Linked DNA regions of Homo sapiens: region 2 is linked to region 1. The links are chromatin contacts, found by Hi-C or POLR2A ChIA-PET in ENCODE. All regions are on one chromosome and are shown on one strand. The core of a region is the stretch at or near the end of the contact, and the rest is flanking DNA. Distances in the headings are between cores, read along the strand shown.

Region 1 (2,910 bases), core at 249-2,748:
ACTTATGTTAACACAAATATCAACCACAAAACCTTAAGGATGTTGTTAGCTTTGGCTTTTTGAAGGAAAATTCTCCACATTTATGCAACTCCATTATCTACGTGGGGGAGTCTCCGGAGGGTCTCCAAAAGCTGACCAAACCCTAAAGTATTTTTTCTCCTTTTAATCTGAAATCATTCCCGAATATGACAAGTCAAATTATCACTTGGTTTTCCCTGAATAGGACAACCCTGTATTATAACCTTGACCCTGACAAGGACTGCTCGGTTCTAATGCCTACACTCCCACCTCCTTGGCAGAAAGTGCCCTGGCAGTATTGACTGTAAACAGAGAGGTAGAAACAAAGGGATCTTCAGTAAAGGCACCATCTACTGTCTAAAGTTGGAAAGCACCAATCAACAGGTTCTTCAGGTGGAGAGGTGGATTAGGGAAGAGCTATGAGGACCTGAGATGAGTTCTAGATCAGGACTGATCTTGAGCCGTCCGAAGAGTGGCTGGTGGGAGCAACTCTCAAAGCAGAGGTTTTCAAACTTGCCTGCACATTAGAATCACCTGCGGCGTCTTAAAAATTCCATTGTCCAGGCTGCAACCCAGGCAAGCCGAATCCAGATCTCTGGGAGTGGGACACAGGCACCAGTATTTTTTAAAACTCTCCAGATGTGGGGCCAAGTTTGAGAACCAATGCCCGCAAAAGCATTCCCAGCGAGCTTTGAGCAACGTTTTGAGCGGCATAAGCAGAGTCGGGAGGGCAGCGGCCTTAGGGTGAAGAACACACAAAGCAAATATACAAAGTTTCAAAAATCCTGTGTAACTAACTCCAACATGACAGCCAAGTACCTGTCTAGAGGCCAAACAGTGATGCAACTTGGAAAAGTCCCGGGGAGAGCTAGAATGTGTGCTCCGAGTGAGGCGGGGGCTCTCTCGGGGATGACCTCCCTGGGCGGCGCAGTGGTCTGGAGGATCGGGGAGAGAAAGGTCACACGCCCCTTTCTTTCCAGGGGATGGTCCGGCCGAGCACGCCGAGGACTTGTGTACGACAGGATAGGTCAGAAACTGCTTCGTGTGAGTCTCTCCCAGCTGTCACTAGAGCCGGAGGGTCCAGGCAGGGGTGCGAAGGCAGAAAGTCCCTCTTCACTAAAGGGAGGTTCTGCAGGGCCTCCTCCCTCCCACCCCGCCCCGAAGCGGGTTCCCCAGGGATCGCCCGCATCTGTTCTGCGCCTGCCCTCGGCGGGGCGCGGCGCGGGAGTCCGGGTCGCATCTTCGAGCCCCAGGACACGCGCGGCGCGGGTCACCGAGAGTGGACGCGCGGACTGAGCACAGTGCACCTGGCTGAGCCCGAACCCCTGGGGGTCCCGCCGCCCTGGGCGGCCCCTAGCACCCCGAAACCCGGCTGCCGGCGCACACCCCGCCCCGCTCCAGCCCGGAGCTCACTCACCGCCGCCGCCGCCTCCTCCCGCGTCCAGCTCCCGCCGCAGCCAGCAGAGCCCGGCCGGAGTGCAAGGGCCGCGGCGCCGCCGGGAGGCCGAGCGAGCCCGCGCCCCGCCCCGCAGTCGCCGCCCGCCCTCCTGGGAGGAGGGGCAGGGGCTGGCCGGGGGCCTGGACCCGCCGGGGCTGCCGGCGGGCCCAACCCTCCCTTCAATCCGCCCGCGGCCCGTCGGGACGAACCTACCCAGGAACCCCCGCACCACCCGCCCTCGGCTCCGCTGGGCCCGGGGCTGCGCTTAGACCTCACCCCTTCCCGGAGCCGTTCGTCCTTCCACCTCCCCTCCGCCGTCACCGGGCATTTTTCTTCTCCCAGCCTCGGCCTCTCCAAATTCCTGGCCTGCAGGAAGCCCTCCCTATTTCGCGCTCTCGACTGCGCCGAGCTCAGTTTACCCCTTTCCCTTCCTTTCCCTGCTTAGCCTTTTTCCCCCTCACTGTCAGAAACTTAAGGGATAGCGCTCTTCTGCCACCGCAAACCCACACCTATTTATTGAGCACCTACTGTGTCTAGACACTGGTGGGGAGGTTATCCCACTTGCGCGGTAACAAGAAATGTCTGTCTCTGTTGGAGAAACAGTAAAGTGAGGCGCCTCGTAAGGTCACACAGCTGGCGGTAGTAGGGCTGGGATTCGAATACAGTTTTTAGGTCCTTGTTTAGACCCACCCCACGATAAACTGCGGCACGCCTCTCGCTAGCTGTGAGAACTTGGGCAAAATGTTATCAGTTCTAAACCCCAGTTCACTCATCCGTAAAATGAAAAGCTGGATACTTCACCAGCTATGAGGATTCCCTGAGAAAACAACAACCTGTACTTTTTTTTTTTTTTTTTTTTTTTGGAGATGGAGTCTTGCTGTTTTGCCCAGGCTGGAGTGCAGTAGCGCGATCTCGGCTCATTGCCTCTGCCTCCCGGGTTCAAGCGATTCTCGTGCCTCAGCCTCCCGAGTAGCTGGGACTACAGGTGGCCACCACTACGCGCGGCTAATTTTTGTGTTTTTAGTAGAGACGGGGTTTCACCACGTTGGTCAGGCTGGTCTCGAACTCCTGACCTTAAGTAATCTACCCGCCTCGGCCTCCCAAAGTGCTGGGATTACAGATGTGAGCCACTGCGCCCTGCCCAACCTGTACTTAATACATGTTTGCTGACATATTGAATGAAATAGACCCTTGAAAACTTAACAATTCAAAACAATATAAAAGGACTTGAAAAAGTAATAGGTTGGTGCAAAAGTAATTGCAGTTTTGCTATTACTTTCAATGGGAAAAGCCACAGTTACTTTTGCTCCGACCTAATAATAGTGATTCATTGCCAGGAAAGAAAGAAAAAAAAAAAAAGATGCTACTTATCCCAAGTGGGCAGCATGGTCAAGGGAGTCTTTTTGGAGGAAGCGGTATTGCACTATTCCAGAGTTAGCAGGTCTAGGTTGGGG
Region 2 (2,990 bases), core at 286-2,785, 52 kb after region 1:
ACACGTGAAACACTGTGCATATATGAAGCCGAAATGCAGTGGAGGAGGGACTACAAAGTCGATCAAGAAATCGTCAATATTATCCAGGAGCGGCTCAAGACCTGTCAGTAGTGGGAAGAAGACAACTACAGGTAGAACTGGGCCAAGGAAGTGGAGCATTCACCCAGGTGGCCAAGGCTTACCAGGACCGCTATCAGGACCTGGGGGCCCACCATTCTGCCAGGAAGTGCCGGGCCAAACACAAGCAGAGGATGCTGGAAGAGAGAAAAGCTGCAAAAGAGGCCACCGCTGCCGCCTCCTGAGGCAGCTGTGGATGCCCCTGCTGTATGGCTGTGCTTGACTGTCTCTGTGTTGCTGAAATAAAACCCTGCAACCTGGAATAAAAAAATGAGTAAGAGGCAGGGCAAGGTGGCCCAGGCCTGTAATCCCAGCACTTTCGGAGGCTGAAGTAGGCGGATCTCTTGAGCTTAGGAATTTAAGACCAGCCTAGGCAACATGTCAAAACCCCATCTCTACAAAAAAATATGAAAATTCGCCAGGTTCAGTGGTGCATGCCTGTAGTTCCATCTACTCGAGAGGCTGAGGTGAAAGGATCGATTGAGCCTGGGAGGCGAGGCTGCAGTGAGCTGTGACTGAACCACTGCACTCCAACCTGGGCAAGGGAGTGAGACCCTGTCTCAAAAAAAAAAAAAAAAAAGAATGAACAAGATTGATATCTACTCATCTGAAGGTATTTTTCACAGTGTATTTATTGTTAGGTGAGCAAAACAAATAGCAGAGAATTGTATACGGTATGATCCAATTTTTGTCAAATAGTGACAAAAAGGAATGACAACCTTTATGTGTGAATATGTTTGAATGAACAAGGAGAAAAGCAGTTTTCAATAGCTGGTACCCAGGCTCCAGGCATAGGGAAAGGAACTGAAAGGATGTAAGAAAAAAGCAGTTTTAAAGAAAGCACTTACAAATAAGCACAAAAATGCATGCATCTGTGTAGTTATTGCAGGTTATCACGTAAAAGTAAAATTAAAACATCCACAAACCGTTAAAGGTCAACTTTAGAGTTTTAAAGTAATTGTGGTACAAACACACTTTGAAATTTCTCCTGCCTGTAAATGAAGACAGAAGAATGTGAGGGGAGGAGGGACCTGAGCGGGGGAGGGACAGGAGGGAGGGAGGAACCTGAGTGGGGGAGGGACCTGAGGGAGGGAGGGACACGAGGATAGGAGGGACCTGAGAGGGGGAGGGACCTGAGGGGGGAGGGACATGAGGGGGTGAGGGACACAGCGGTGGGGGAACACAAGCTGAGGAGGGATAGGAGGTTGGGAGGGACCTGAGGGGGAGGAAGACACGAGGCGGGGAGGGACCTGAGATGGGGAGGGACATGAGGAGGGGAGGGACCTGTGATGGGGAGGGACATGAGGAGGGGAGGGACCTGTGATGGGGAGGGACATGAGGAGGGGGAGGGACCTGAGAGGGGGAGGGACACAAGGGGAGGAGGGACACAAGGGGAGGAGGGACACAATAGGGGGAGGGACATAAGGGGAGAGGGACATGAGTGGGGGAGGGACAGGAAGTGTGGAGGGACGTGAAGTGGGGGGACCTGAGGGGGGAGTTCTGACTGAGGAGGAGGAGCACAGGGTCCCAGTTGAGGGGAAGGACAGTTAAAGACAGAAAACAGGTTTTCTCCTTTTCCTTTCTCCTCCTCCCTTTTCTCTTCACCTCCTCCCCTCCTTTCTTTCTCCCCCTCTGCACCCTCCCCTCTTCTTCCTGCCCTCTTTCTCTCCCTCCTCCTCCTCCAGGAAACTCTGCCTGGCTGAGTGGGATCTGTTCTTTACCCAGGGCGTGTCTGTCTCCAGGGAGCTGATGAGCCTCTAGGGAGAGGGCAGGCCAGGTCTCACTCCTCCTCCTGCCCTTCCCAGGATCTGTGAGATAAGTGACATGTCATCCAAGGTCACAAAATTTATTAACCCAAAAAACAGGCCTAAGATCCCACTCCCCCCAACCCACAGGCCCAAGCCACTGCATCAGGTGGCTGGAAGACATCAACGTGGGCAGATGTTCTGACTGATCAGAAACCCCTGCGGCAGGAATTGCTCTGCGGGCCTCTCATAAATGGAAGGCACCCCCAGTCCCGCCTCCCTGGGAGCCCATTGCTGAGTTTTCATTTTCCTGCTGGGAGGGCTCAGGGAGCACTGGGTCCTGGCACTTTGTGCCTCAGAGACGCTTCCAAACAAGCTGCCTGGTCCTTTGACCACATGGTGGCTGCCCGGGAACACCGGTTGGCTTCCTCTACCTCTCCGTACCCTTCCTCTGGCCACAGTATGTCTCCCCAAGGGCTACTAGGATGGAGGGTGCCTGGTGGGGGGCGGGTACCCTGCCAAGGCCTGCTCCCCACCCACCGTGGCCTCTGCCTGCGAGAACTCAAAGGGGTTACAGAAGTCTGCAGGGGTCCCCGGGAGAGTCTCCAACACCCCTTCCCCATGCTCTTGAGCTCAGCGGATGCCCCGTTTGTTTATTTGCATGAGCTAGAAACTTGGGACTCAATCCTGACAATTCCTTCTCTTTCATCCCATGGGAATTCATGGCCAAGCCTTGCCCTTTTCATCTCCCAAATGCCCCCCGAGCCCATTCCTCTCTCACCGTCCCTGTCCAAGTTGCCCCCATCTCCTGGCTGGACCCCTGCAGGAGCCCCAGGTGCACCCCTGTTTCTCTTCTGCCTCCCTCCCAGCCAGCTGACTGGGGTTGTCTGGAGTCTGGAGGGGAGGCCAGGGGGTATGGCTCCTTCAACACAGTTTCTCCCAGGCAGCTGGGGCGGAGACCCAGTGCTCCAGGCCATTCTTCACTAACAGCCAGCATGATTGTCCTGAAATAAAAATTGGATCTGTTACTCCCCTTTTTAAACCCTCAAAGGATTCCCAGATGGCTCCTCTGATCAAGACACACCGTCTACCTCTCCCAGCCTCAAGAGGCCAGCCCAGCCCACTCAA

What was found. Hi-C counts contacts between places; a loop is a spot of excess contacts on that map. ChIA-PET counts read pairs that join two places held with the same protein, here RNA polymerase II (POLR2A). Pooled maps may share reads with other maps.
Region 2: a loop to region 1 is called in a map of chondrocyte, with 4 times the contacts of the local background. The contact joins the enhancer-like site here to the promoter of CGNL1 in region 1. A Hi-C loop is called at or near these places in 1 of 168 maps with a recorded cell type or tissue (chondrocyte) and 1 of 50 pooled maps. POLR2A ChIA-PET finds 5 or more read pairs at or near these places in 4 of 52 experiments (A549, A673, Panc1 and 1 more).

Annotation. Positions count from the first base shown.
Region 1 is chr15:57,375,093-57,378,002 of GRCh38, reverse strand. CGNL1 (cingulin like 1) reads right to left here and starts at 1,498. Exons shown (of 19, transcript NM_032866.5): 1 at 1,436-1,498.
Region 2 is chr15:57,322,781-57,325,770 of GRCh38, reverse strand. It overlaps LINC01413 (long intergenic non-protein coding RNA 1413), which reads right to left. Exons shown (of 5, transcript NR_120337.1): 3 at 2,644-2,866; 4 at 1,839-1,925; 5 at 732-921. It also overlaps the pseudogene NDUFB10P1. Among named protein-coding and RNA genes, the nearest start is that of LINC01413, 5.1 kb to the right of the region's middle. RefSeq lists an enhancer at 1,758-2,265. Within about 2 kb of position 1,535, at least 8 of the 41 ENCODE cell types and tissues checked have a DNase peak (open chromatin) inside an H3K27ac peak, as active enhancers do; they include A673, where a contact is called at or near this core.